Linked DNA regions of Homo sapiens: region 1 is linked to region 2. Evidence: chromatin contacts called from ENCODE Hi-C or POLR2A ChIA-PET data. All regions are on one chromosome and are shown on one strand. The core of a region is the stretch at or near the end of the contact, and the rest is flanking DNA. Distances in the headings are between cores, read along the strand shown. Region 1 overlaps LOC105370547 (a long non-coding RNA gene). Region 2 holds the start of RAD51B-AS1 (RAD51B antisense RNA 1).

The links. A loop is a pair of places that touch in the nucleus more often than their neighbours do. ChIA-PET counts read pairs that join two places held with the same protein, here RNA polymerase II (POLR2A). Pooled maps may share reads with other maps.
Region 1: a map of B cell shows a loop between it and region 2 (4-fold over the local background). The contact joins the enhancer-like site here to the promoter of RAD51B-AS1 in region 2. A Hi-C loop is called at or near these places in 16 of 168 maps with a recorded cell type or tissue (B cell, CD14-positive monocyte, CD4-positive, alpha-beta memory T cell and 9 more), 15 of 37 single-sample maps with no recorded cell type and 20 of 50 pooled maps. POLR2A ChIA-PET finds 5 or more read pairs at or near these places in 17 of 52 experiments (B cell, CD4-positive, alpha-beta T cell, CD4-positive, alpha-beta memory T cell and 11 more).

The regions. Positions count from the first base shown.
Region 1 is chr14:68,731,341-68,737,638 of GRCh38, reverse strand. It overlaps LOC105370547 (a long non-coding RNA gene), which reads right to left. Exons shown (of 4, transcript XR_007064227.1): 2 at 5,259-6,298; 3 at 3,500-3,693; 4 at 468-1,151. It also overlaps the pseudogene RNU6-921P. Among named protein-coding and RNA genes, the nearest start is that of RAD51B-AS1, 49 kb to the right of the region's middle. RefSeq lists enhancers at 293-817, 818-1,344. Within about 2 kb of position 3,263, at least 11 of the 41 ENCODE cell types and tissues checked have a DNase peak (open chromatin) inside an H3K27ac peak, as active enhancers do; they include B cell, CD14-positive monocyte, CD4-positive, alpha-beta T cell and 3 more, where a contact is called at or near this core.
Region 2 is chr14:68,683,923-68,690,329 of GRCh38, reverse strand. It overlaps RAD51B-AS1 (RAD51B antisense RNA 1), which reads left to right and starts at 4,890. Exons shown (of 4, transcript XR_007064220.1): 1 at 4,890-4,959. RefSeq lists enhancers at 4,553-4,602, 6,186-6,407.

The sequences.
Region 1 (6,298 bases), core at 2,014-4,513, 49 kb before region 2:
GAGTGGCCACAGTCGTTTCTCTTCTACCTGTCCTGTGGACTCCAGCACCTGGGTGTTCATGACACGCATGCGCCCTCCCCTCTGGGCAGGGGAGCCGTGCACAGAGGCTTAAAGAGCCTCCCAGGGTGGCAGTCAGAGGTGAGAGAGGGCATCAGGCCCCAGTGGAGCTGGAAGGCTCAGCCTCTGTCTGGTAATCTCCCTCCTAAATTTCAGGGGACAGAAAAGGTCCTCCTGCTCTTTGCTTGGTGTCTCCCAAATCACCTTTCCTTCCTGACGCTGGAAAAACAAATTCACAAGCACAGGTGACAGCTGCAGAGGGGCCCCTCTTTCCATATAAGCCACTGCCTGCTTAGCCAGCCAATTGCTAGCTATTTCTGCAGCCCTGGATGGAGGCCTGGAGGAGGATGAAATCTGGCTATGGGGTTGCCTCTTGACCTTACACCCATGTTCACAATAACCACACAGTCTGCCTTTCAAAAGTTTATTTTCAGGGGAGTCACAGAACATCAGGTGGAGACCCCTAGGAAGAGGAAGCAGCTGGGGTGGGCTCCAGAGGGGTATGGGTCGGGGAATAACCTCAGAGAAGAATGAGCTGTGGAGTGGTGGCCTGGCACAGGCACCCCTGTACCCCTCACCTTCCCTTGTTTCCTGCAACATGGACACCATTCCACCGGCTCTCAGGGCCCACCCGGCTGACTACATCCTTGCCACTTGGCTTCCAGGCTGCTCGGGGCTGGAGGAGGGCAGAAATCCTGAGATACTGGGTCCTGGGAGGTTGGGGGTTGGGGCATGGGAAGGGACAGAGCCAGGCTGTGACAGAGGATAGAGGGCTTGAGTGACTGATAGAACGGGTCGGGTGGGGCAGCCCTGAGGAATTTCCCTCTGAGGAGAGGGGTTCTGAGCAGCAGCCTCACTGTCCAGGGCCCAGCGGTGAGGGAGGTGCAGCCTGAAGCTTGGATTCTGGCTGCGGAGGGCTTGTCGGGCTTGCTTGCTGAGGCCCAGGGCCTCTCTGGGAATGAAGGAATGCCTCTTGCTCTGGAACACCGAGGCCTGACAATTTTCTCTCTCAGCAACATTTACTTCTCTGTAAAACAGACTGTTGTAAGTTCCTCGGGGAGCTTGTTGGATTTGGTGCCTGAGTTCACAATCTCCTGGGGTGGACAGAAGGGTTTGGTAGAAGAATTAGGTGTGGAGACGGATAGGAGAGCAACGTGGAAGTTGGCTGGGAAAAGCCTGAGGTATTCAAGTCAGGAATATTAATACCTTAGGGTTCTCTCTCTCTGTCTCTGTCTCTGTCTCTCTCTCTCTCTGTGTCTCTCTGTGTGTGTGTGTGTGTGTGTCTCTCTCTCTCTGTGTGTGTGCGTGTGTGTCTCTCTCTCTCTGTGTGTGTCTCTCTCTCTGTCTCTGTCTCCCTCTCTCTCTCTCTGTCTGTCTCTCTGTCTCTCTCTGTTGGGGTGGGAGAGATCTCTAGCTCTTAGGATCATTGCCTGTCATGGCCTAACCCTATTCCCCACTCTATTTTTGTTAACATAATTACCGTTTCCTTTGTATGATTTTTTTTTTAACTTCAGCCCAATTCCAGGCCTCCTTGTTTAAAACAAAACAAAACAGTGCTCGCTTTGGCAGTGCATGTACTAAAATTGGAACAGTACAGAGAAGATTAGCATGGCCCCTGAGCAAGGATGACACGCAAATTTGTGAAGCATTCCATATTTTTTAAAATGAAAAAGTAATAAAACAAAACAAAACAAAGCTTTCAAAACTTAACATTTCTGTGGCGTCTTCCCTGAGTTAATGTAAACAGCCATGGCGATGGGTGCTGCCTGATGGTGAAGCTCCCCTGGACTTGGGTGGCCTTAGCAACCGTTCTGCAGGTATCTCTGGGACATTCTTTTTTTTTTCTTTTTTTTTTTGAGTTGGAGTCTCGCTCAGTTGCCCAGGATGGAGTGCAGTGGTGTGATCTCAGCTCACTGGAACCTCTGCCTCCCGGGTTCAAGTGATTCTCCTGCTTCAGCCTCCAGAGTAGCTAGGACTACAGGCATGCGCCACCATACCCAGCTAGTTTTTGTATTTTTAGTAGAGACAGGATTTCACCATGTTGGCCAGGCTGATCTCGAACTCCTGACCTCAAGTGATCTGCCTGCCTTGGCCTCCCAAAGTGCTGGGATTACAGGCGTGAGCCACCATACCTGGCCATCTCTGGGACATCCTTGAGCATCCCATATCTGTCTGCTGTTGTTTGGGCCTGTCATTCTGTGCTCAGTAGATATGGCAATGTGTCATCCAATAATTGATTCCTTACCAACTTTTTGGTTTTTTTCTGAGATGGACTTTTGCTCCGTCACCCAGACTGGAGTGCAGTGGTGTGATCACAGCACATTGCAGCCTCAACCTCCCAGGCTCAAGCGGTCCTCCTGTCTTAGCCACCCTAGTAGCTGGGACTAGAAACACACACTACCAAATCTGAGGACAAAAAAAATATTTTTGTAAATGCGGGGTGTCACTGTGTTGCCCAGGCTAGCCTTGAACAACTGGGCTCAAGCAGTCCTCTCGTCTCAGGCTCCTGAGGTGTTGGGATTATAGGCATGAGCCACCGAGCCCGGCCCCTTACCAACTTTAAGTTCTTCAGTTATCTCTTGGTCTTTTCCTCTGCAGATAAGTAATCTTAATTCCCATAATTAATTTTATAACCCAATCAACACAACTTCTTTTGAAATCACTGCATCCATCTCTCCTAATTTTTTAGAGTCTCCATTTTATAATGAGTGGCTAAGCCCTGAGTACCTAGAGACTGATGAAAAGATTGCATGGTTTATCTCTGCCTCTCTGCTTAGATTCCTGTTTAATAATCATTAAATCTCTCACGTGTCACTTCTATTTACAGTATACGGAGCACCACCATGTCTCTTATCTCAGGCCATCAGCCCTTCTTAGTGATCTTATTATTTCCACTGATTCAGGTTAAGCTTGGCCTACTGTGGGCTTTATTTAGATCATCTTTATTATACCTGTGGGTAGATTTTGCAAGCAGGCCCTAGCACAGGTTCACTTGTGGGTTTCCTTTTAAAAGGTCAGTGTGAAACAGGAAATGTGACTAAGAAAATCTTCTTCCTCCATGAAGCCTCACTTCATTAACTGGAAGAAAAGCTCCTATCCTGTCTCCCCCCAAACTTGCTCATGGCCCAGACACATTTCAAAACAGCACATATTTCCCAAAACACTGACACGTGCATTCTAAGGCTCGTGTGTGCGGTGAGTGGTTCTTTGTCAAGTTCGTTCTGTGAAGGGGCCCTGTCGTCACACCGATCACTGTTCTTCAGATATCTGAGGATGTGCAGGGGCCTGAGGGACCTGGAAACCTGGTGGCTGAGCAATGAGGAGAGTGGAACCCATGGTTGGAACAGTTGGCCATCCTCATGCGGATAGGGGCAGAGCCAGAATGGGAATCAAGGTCTCCTGACTCCCCGGCCACATTAACCCAAGTAAACCCCATGTCTACCTCCTTAGCTTCCGGAGTCCCCTGCATCTTCCTCCTTGTGGGACACAAGCCAGGTACAGTTGCAGGGTGGACATGTGGTTTCCAAACAGGATGCTGGGCAAATTAATCTGGGATTCCTGATTGGGGTTCTTTAGGAGGCAGTAGTGGCTACCCTTTAGATCATCTGGTTTGTGACCTTGTTTCAGTTTTCTCATCTATAAAATAGAAAAATAATAGTACTTATGATGAGGTAAAAATAAATGAATACACATAAAACACTTAGAACAGTCTTGCTGTGTGATCACTCCATAGCATTAGTGATTATTATTCTGGTGGGTTGGTTAGCTTTCCTCCATTCTATTCAGTTCAATGGGGGTTTGGCATCAACCACAGGCTTTGCCGGGGCTGTGAAAATGGCCACATTGAGGCTCCACCTTAACCCTGGCCAGCCTCCCAACAGCCAGCCATTTGTCTTAAGAAGAGCTGAAAGAAATAATCTAATGGCGCAATGCAAAGTCAACACTGATGGGGCTGAGGGGTGTCTTTTCGGACAAGACGTGCAGTGGGGAGCCCACCTGTGAGTTGGCCTGTTTCACGGCTGCGTGCGGTGCCCACTCCTCACAGACTCTGAGTGAGTGGCAAGGTGGGCCCGGAGTCAATTCTGGCTTGGCAATGGATACTGTTACTGAGGGCATGGGTTGAGGCACAGGAGCTTGGGGCTCCAGATGCTTGGAGTAAATGTGAAAAGGGAGTGTGGGATGATGTGAGTGGGAGCTGTGGATGGGTTCAAGCGTGCTGAGTCCTGGCTTGACTCACCCTTCCAGCTTCTGCTGTAACTGTCAGTGCCTTTGTCTGCATGCTGGGAAATCCCTGAGTGCTGGGTTAAACCCCAACCCTAAAAGGCACGTAGACACTTCTCCTGAGCTTTGAGTTGCTTCATTCTGCCCAGCAGCTTCCTGAAAATGTAGTCTTGCCACACCAGAGGAAGGATAGACCCATAGCTGTGGGGGACCCTGTGTCAGCAGGATTTACTACCGGGTGAGCTGGGGCTGCAACAGCACGTGTGAGCAACTTAACAGGGCTGATGGTTTTTCAACAAATTTTTAAAAATTAAAAAAAATTTTAAATTTTTGTCGGGACATAGTAGGTGTGTGTATTTATGGGGCATGAGAGATATTTTGATACACGCATACAATGTGTAGTAATTGCATCAGGGTAAATGGGGTATCCATCACTTAAAGCTTTTATCCTTTGTGTTACAGACAATCCAATTATACTCTTTTCGTTATTTTTAAATGTACAATTCAATCATTATTGACTATAGTCACCTTGTTGTGCTATCAAATATCAGATCTTATTCATTCTTTTCGCTCTTGTCTCCCAGGCTGGAGTGCAGTGGTTTGATCTTGGCTCACTGCAACCTCCGCCTCCCGGGTTCAGGAGATTCTCCTGCCTCAGCCTCCCAAGTAGCTGGAATTACAGGCGTGCACCATCATGCCTGGCTAATTTTTTTGTATATTTAGTAGAGATGGGGTTTCACCATGTTGGCCAGGCTGGTCTCAAACTCCTGACCTCAGGTGATCCGCCTGCCTCGGCCCCCCAAAATGCTGGGATTACAGGCGTGAGCCACTGTGCCTGGCCAAGATCTTATTCATTCTTTCTAACAATTTTTTTTGTAGTCATTAACAAGGCTGAAGTTTTAATGCAACTTACTTTTATTGCACATGCCATGCATTATGCACCAATCTGTGTTCTTCCAATGCTACCGGGAACCTCTTACCTTTGTATCAGTTCATCGTTGTCCTCTTCTCCAACTGCCTGTGTACCTGGGTCAGGGGTCCTCTTTTATCGAGTGGAACAAATGTGCCCAGGTACAGAGAAATGCTTTGTGCTATTGTCCACCAGGCAGGGGCATTTTCTTTTCTCAAATATTCTTGGTAAATAGACGAGCAGTCTTTACTTGAACGCACTGGGTGTCATATGCCACAGCCCTAACTTGAATGTGCTGGCTTGCTGCAAGTGGGTGATTCCTTAGAAATTTGCTCTGTTCCTAGACGGGATCAAAATGGTCCTTAGATTCTTAATGGGTCCCTATCTGGAATCCATTTGATCTTAAAATAAAATGGCCGTGGAAGAAATTTTTCATTAATTCCTAGCTGATTTGCAATGAAATTAAATTTCTGAGTATAAGGAATATTTTTTACGGAGTAAACTTATAAGTGGGGTTGCTGGGTGTTTCCCATTGATTAGCCTAGTGTTTAAAAGTATAATGTCTTTATTTTCTGGTTTCTTACTTTTTTGAGTTCCCTCACTTTTCTTCTAGAGTTCATTATGCAGGTCTGGAAAACAACAACCACCACCACCAGCAGGAGAAAAGCAGGGGTTAGTTTGGGGGGGGTTGAAATGGGAAAAATAGACATTTCCAGCTCCCAACATCTTATTTCCTGAATATCTTCGGAGCCCAAGAAAGTGGCTCTGAGCTGCCTTTGCAGTCTTGAAGCTGCACTTGCGTTCCCACCAGCCCCCGGGCCTCTGGTTGCATCCTGGGGGGCACTTCTGCACTCCCAGCCTCCTGGGTATGGATTGGGGTGAAGATGTTGTGCAGTGAGGGGTGGGAGCCCCACACCCTAATAGAGCCAAGCTGGCCACACTGCCTGTCTTTCCCAATTAGTTCCCCAAAGGGAACAAAGCCTTATTTCTTCCCTCCCTTAGTTCCCAGGCACTGGTTGGGGAAAAACAATCCTTGGCAGCTCAGGGGTTAAAAATAAAACACAGCGAGGGGGAAAACAAGCCGGGCAGCTGCAGCGGCTCCTCAGAGCC
Region 2 (6,407 bases), core at 3,641-6,140:
GGGAACATATTTACTATGCTGTTGGGCTGGCCTTTGCCTGGCATGGGTTCTGGCTCAGTGGTTTCAGACACAAACACTCAGGATCAGCTTGGTAGCCTGGGACAGGGGTGCTTCCTGAGCCCCCCAGCACCTCTCCCTACCCCCTCCTCATGGAATCAGGAGCCCATGTCCTCTGGAGGAGCTCCTCCACTTGTGACTTCCACTCAGACCCTGGCCTGCCTGGGACCGAGCAGGGCCTCAGGGGTCCACCCTGGTCTCCTGAAGCCTTTCCGGTGTCAGAACAACTCACCTACAACTGCACTCCTCAGCAGGTCTCAGGCAAGGAGGCAAACTAAAGAAATCACAGAAATCACTTGCTTTTAGGCTTCTTTAACTTGGCGTAATGGAGGGCGACCCTCTAGAAGTTGGGGGGCTGTCACTTCCCACCTCCCTGGGGGATGTGGGGAGGTGGGGACAGAGGACCCTCAGCAGGGCCCAGTGGCCCTCAGATCTGCTGCCCACTTTGCAGTCATCTCTGATGCCTCCTCCTTGCTCTCCTGCCCTTGGGGTGGCCAGGAGGAGGGGGCTTGCTCTGTGCTTTACTCCCCCCTCACTTTGAACCTCCACAGTGCTGGAGCACGTCATCAAGCTAAAGCAGCAGGGGCTGGCCAACCTCCTGAGCTCCATTCCCGACTGCAAGGGAGGTGGGCTTTGGAAAGGAGGGTGGGAGTCGGGTTCACAAGGTGCCTGCTTGAAAGCAGAGCCAAGTGGCATTACGAAAAAGGGGCTGGCCAAGGGGAGATACCGTCAACCCAAGGCCCCAGAGAGAAGGAAGTGATGGGGGAAAGGAGGAATTGCAGGGTGTGGGGTCCACAGAGAGGAAGACAGGAGAGAAAAGATGGAGGGCGGTTGGCAGGGAGGGAAGGGAGTGTCAGAACCAACTCCTGGTCAAAGCAAGTGAGGGTCAAACTTAGGTTGTGTGAGATGTTGCTGGGAAAAAAATCTGTGGTGGTGGTGGGGTGTGTGTATGTGCACATGCATGCATAGGATCCTGTGTCCAGATACACACACACACACACACGCACACATACACACACACCCAGGGGGAGCTACAGGGTAGGCCTGTGCCAGAAACTGCTGCATTCTTCTCAACCCTAAAGCCAAGGCTGTCTTTGCAAAATGCTTTCTCATTACTTGCAGGCACATTTTCCTCTACTGCACTCGGCTCTTGTTTCTATGCGCTGCTGCAGTCAAGGCTCTTTCTCCCTCCTCCCTCAAGCAGCTATACATACACAAAACACCTGCATTTTATTAATGCTGCCTGGAGCTGGGGCGGGATGGAGCCCCCTCTGCTCTCACCGCACCCCCTCCTCCTCAGCCATGCTCAGCGAAGCAAAACGCAGGGGTTAACCCTGTGTAGCTGGGTTTTTGTCCCAGAGACGTAGTCCCCACGAGGGGTACAGAAAAGTGCAGAAGAGGGGTCCTGTCCCCAGGACAGTTGGACAGACATTGTGGGAACCCCCGCACTGCCCTGGCACCACACATGCCTGGCCCCGAGCTTTTGGCCGAATTCTTGTTTGGCCCCAAAACTTTTCTCTCGAGGAGATGAGGATACCATTCTGTCTTGAAAGGAATCCTTGCGAAGCTGTAAGAGAAACTCCGAAAGGATGGCCCTGTAAACATCTCATCTCTCTGCCTTTAGGAGCCATTGGGACTAAACAATTCCAGAAAAATAGCTGCTTTTCTTTAAAAAAATATTTTAAATTAGAAAAAGCACAAAGAATGTAAAAGTGGACCGTAATCTCATCAACCTGGCAGCTTTGTTAACTTTGTTTTTAAACGCAATACATACACATTAGAAAGCATAACACGAAAATTTAATTTCTCTCCCCTCAAGTTACAGTTGCTCCTGTCAAAGGTAATGACTATTAAGAGTTTCTTGTGTGTTCTTTCCTTCCAGGGAAATAACTTGGGCATACAGTGACATCTTCTTTTTTTAATTAAAAATAAGTCTGGAATTCTTGTCATATCAGCACATGGAGATCGCCTCTATTCTTTGCTTTTTTTTTTTTTTTTTCTTGAGACAGAGTCTCACTCTTGTCACCCAGGCTGGAGGTCAATGGCGCTCTCTCTGCTCATGGCAACCTCCGTCTCCAGGGTTCAAGTGATTCTCCTGCCTCAGCCTCCCCAGTAGCTGGGACTACAGGCGCCTGCCACCATACCCGGCTAATTTTTTGTATTTTTAGTAAAAACGGGGTTTCATCATGTTGGCCAGGCTCGTCTCAAACGCCTGACCTCAGGTGATTCACCCGCTCGGCCTCCCAGAGTGCTGGGATTACAGGCATGAGCCACCGCACCTGGCCCTCCTTCATTCTTTTTAATGGTTGTGTGGGAATTCACGGTATGGCTGTACCATAGTTTATTTCAGCAGTGTCCTAGTGAGGGACCACAGGCCACTCCCAGTGACTAAGTCTTGCAGACATTGCTGCTATGAGGATCCTTAGACATATGCCTGGAGCCGTATGTGTGTGAGGATAACAGCAGAATTCCTGCCAGTGCAATTGCCGAGTCAAAGGATATGTGCATGCAATGTTTGGTCTCCTCTTTTTTGAAAAGGGCTGTTTCTTTTCCTGCCCTTCTCTATTTTTTTTTCTACCAGGCAAACTCCTACTTACCCATCAGAATCCAGCTCCAATTTCATCTCTGTGAAGCCTTCTCTGGTTGCTCTGGGAACCAACCAGCTCCTTCTTCCATGCTTCCTTGGTCCCTCTTACCAAGTCTTACTGTAGCCCAACGTTCTTTTTTGTTGTTGTTGAGATGGAGTCTCGCTCTGTCGCCCAGGCTGGAGTGCAGTGGCGAGATCTCGGCTCACTGCAAGCTCCGCCTCCCAGGTTCACGCCATTCTCCTGCCTCAGCCTCCCGAGTAGCTGGGACTACAGGCGCCCGCCACCACGCCCGGCTAATTTTTTTGTATTTTTAATAGAGACGGGGTTTCACTGCGTTAGCCGGGATGGTCTCGATCTCCTGACCTTGTGATCCACCCATCTCGGCCTCCCGCCCAACTTTTTTTAGGTGTTTCTTCTCCATATGAAATCATGATGTGAGGACATCGACATGCCTTCTTCTGGGGGCACAATGCTTTTGTCTTTAAAGTTTTCTTTGTGCAGTTCCACTTCTGGATATAGTATTGAAAGGAGGGACAGATATTTGTACCCCCAAGTCCACGGCAGCATTATCCACAATAGCCAAAAGGCGGAAACAACCAAGTGTCCATCACAGATGAATGGATGAACAAAACGTGCTACATGCACACACACACACACACACGCACGCATGCACCTGCACACGCACACACACACATGCACCTGCACATGCACACACAATGGAATAGTATTCAGCCTTCAAGAGGAATGAAATTTTGACACATGCTACAACATGGATGAAACTTGAGGACATTGTGCTAAGTGAAACAAGCCCGTCACACAAGAACCCTGCGTGACTCCACGTATGCAAGGTACTTAGAGTAGTCAAAATCATAAAGATGAAAAGGAGAATGGTAGTTGCCAGGGGCTGTGAGGAGGGGAAAGAGGAGTCAGTGTTTAATGGGCACAGAGTTTCAGTTTGGAAAGATGAAAAAGTTCTGGAGAGAGATGACGGGGAAGCTTATACAACGATGTGAATGTACTTAATGCCACTGAATTGTACACTTAAACATGGGTAAAATGGTAGCTTTTACGTTAGGTATATTTTACCAGGATAAAAAGTTTTTTGTGTTTGAAAATATACCCTCTAATAGACTCAGAGTTGCTGACAGGCCCTCTCCATGGGTTGATGTAACCGTCTCCTTACCTCAAGACGAGGTTGACCCATCCAAGATTGGAGGGAACTTATCCTATTTTCAGATTATTTCCAGGGAAGGGAGCCCATGACATTATTAGGCAATCTTTTCCAGTGTCTCAAAACCCCAGACATTCTGGGTACCAGACCTTTCCTGCTGCACCTGAAGTTGATTTTCCTTGGTCAGTAAGTGCTTTGTCAGGCCACAGACTTTTCATGCACTCAAAGGCTCTAGTTACACCATCCCTAGCGTAGATCTGATGGTGCCAAGTAACAAGCCAGCAAGTGGACTTTGGAGGCCCAGCAAGCCTCCCTGTCTCACAGGCTTCTCATCAGTATAATGGATAAACAGTGCGAGGCTTGGATTCCTAAGCAGTCCTGGGACACAGGCCCCGCCAGGCCCTGGCAGGTGAAGAGCCTACCATTTCTCACTTCATTTAGGATGTATAATAGTTTGTTGGACGCTAGAACTGTACCCTTTCAGATCTGTGTCTTTACTTTTCAGCTGGAGGCCTCTTGCTGACAGGGTAGCGTTTCCCAAAGACACGGGAGCTGAGCTGGTGAGTCATTTCAACAGCCCTTACACTCTCCTCTGACCAGAGACCACATGACATATTAATCAGCTGCTTGAAAGGTATACCTGGCAGGCATGTTTCCTGCAGCCTGGAAGATGCTGACCTCGTCAGCTTTGAAACATCAAAGGGCTAACAAGAGAACAACAGGCTGAGAAAGACCTCATCACCTGGGTGCCTGTTGACCGCAGCCTTGTAAGGCCCAACACAGCTGAGATGTGCTGTCTGGAGCTCGGAGGAAGTGGAGCTTTTTCTGCTGTGAGGACCCGCCTTCAGCCCCCTTTTGGGGCACAGGAAGGGGAGGGAGTGAGCCTAAATTGTGGCCCCATGCTTAGTGACTCAGATGTTACTGCTACCACAAAGGGAAATTCATGTGGGGGTGGACATCTCCAGAGACCTCACTCACCTGTGATTTGGGGGATAATAGCATCACTCATGTGTTCACGTGCCAGGCCTGTCACCCCGGAACATTAGTCAAAGGGCTGTGTTGACAGTGATTTCAACTCTTGAATTATACGAAGGACCTGGCCGCAAGAAGGCATTGAGCCCCGAGGAGGACAACAGGCCTCAGGTACTTCATGTGATTAAAGCTGAGACAAGGGGAGTCCCATGGGTCAGTCCTGTAACTGGGGTCTGATATACACTAGTGATAGGCATTAGCATAGTTTGCACATTATATGATAGTCTTGGTCCTTTTCATTTCCTGATAAGCTGGAATGTCTGACAGAGTAAATTCCAGATGCCCTTGTGGAATTCTCATTACGATCATGTTGCTAAGGAACTGTCTTCTACCTGTATGCAATTTGGAAATACTATTAATAGTATTAACATGGAGTTTTGCAGTGTGTGGGTTTATTTCTTATTGTATTTATAATCACCCCCACCACTACCTTCCCACCGCTGGCTCACCATCTGAGGAGCTGGCATCAGGAAACTCAAGAAAGAAGGAAGGAAGGAAGGAAGGAAGGAAGGAAGGAAGGAAAGAAGGAAGGAAGGAAGGGAAAGGTTGTCCAGGCTTCACAGGAAGAACTGCATTTGTATTATTCTGTATTGAATTCTCAGGACCTCCACATTGCAGGCATCTAGAGGCTCCAATTAATAGTTGATAAATCTTGAAGGGAGGAAAAAATAGTCACAGAAAGTTCACTTGAGTGACCTGAAATTCTATAGCAATTTAGCCAGGGAGCCGGGAGGAGAATATGCCCTTCCAACTTGCAGGCCAGCTCTCTGCAGGAAGCCAGGCAGCTCTCCCAGGGGAAGCAGTGGCCAGGGCAAGCATGGGTCTTGAAGCTCAGGACTGGCTTTAGGACTCTGGCTCAGACAAGATGGGTGGCTCAAAGGTATTGAAGGGCTAGGTAGGGCCCTGAAAATTGGGCCTTTCTGCAGCAATCATCAGGGAGACTAATGGTCCTGGGCTAGGGAAGGAGTCTTCTTGGCCCAGAATGGCCAAGCAGCCAAATATTAGAGCACCTCCAGGGAGGTGTCCCTGGAAAGGGTCCTCCCCCAGTCAGCTCCTGCGGAGTGCAGGCAGGTTTGGGGGTCTCTCCTCTAGGAGAGATCCAGGGAGCTTGAGAGCAAAAGTGACAATGTGCCTGCCTTCTTCCTTCTCTGTAGGGCTCTGTTCTCTTTCTTCTTTTTTGAGGCAGGATCTTTTGCTTTATTGTCCAGGTTGGAGTGCAGTGGCATGATCACGGCTCACTGCAGCCTCAGCCTCCTGGGCTCAAGCAATCCTCCCACCTCAGCTTCCTGAGTAGCTGAGACCATGCCTGGCTAATTTTTAAGTTTTTTTGTAGAGACGAGGTCTCATTGTGTTGCCCAGGCTGGTCTTGAACTCCTGGGCTCAAGCAATTCTCCCACCTCAGCCTCCCAAAGCACTGGGATTATAGGCGTGAGCCACTGTGTCTGGCCTGCTCTCTTTCTTAAGGAGAAGGCTTCTGTTATTTTTTGGTCAATTGGGTGCAGAAAGCCTGTTCCCCATGGACAACCCTTGAGGGGGTCAGAATGTCAGCAGAAGGGAAA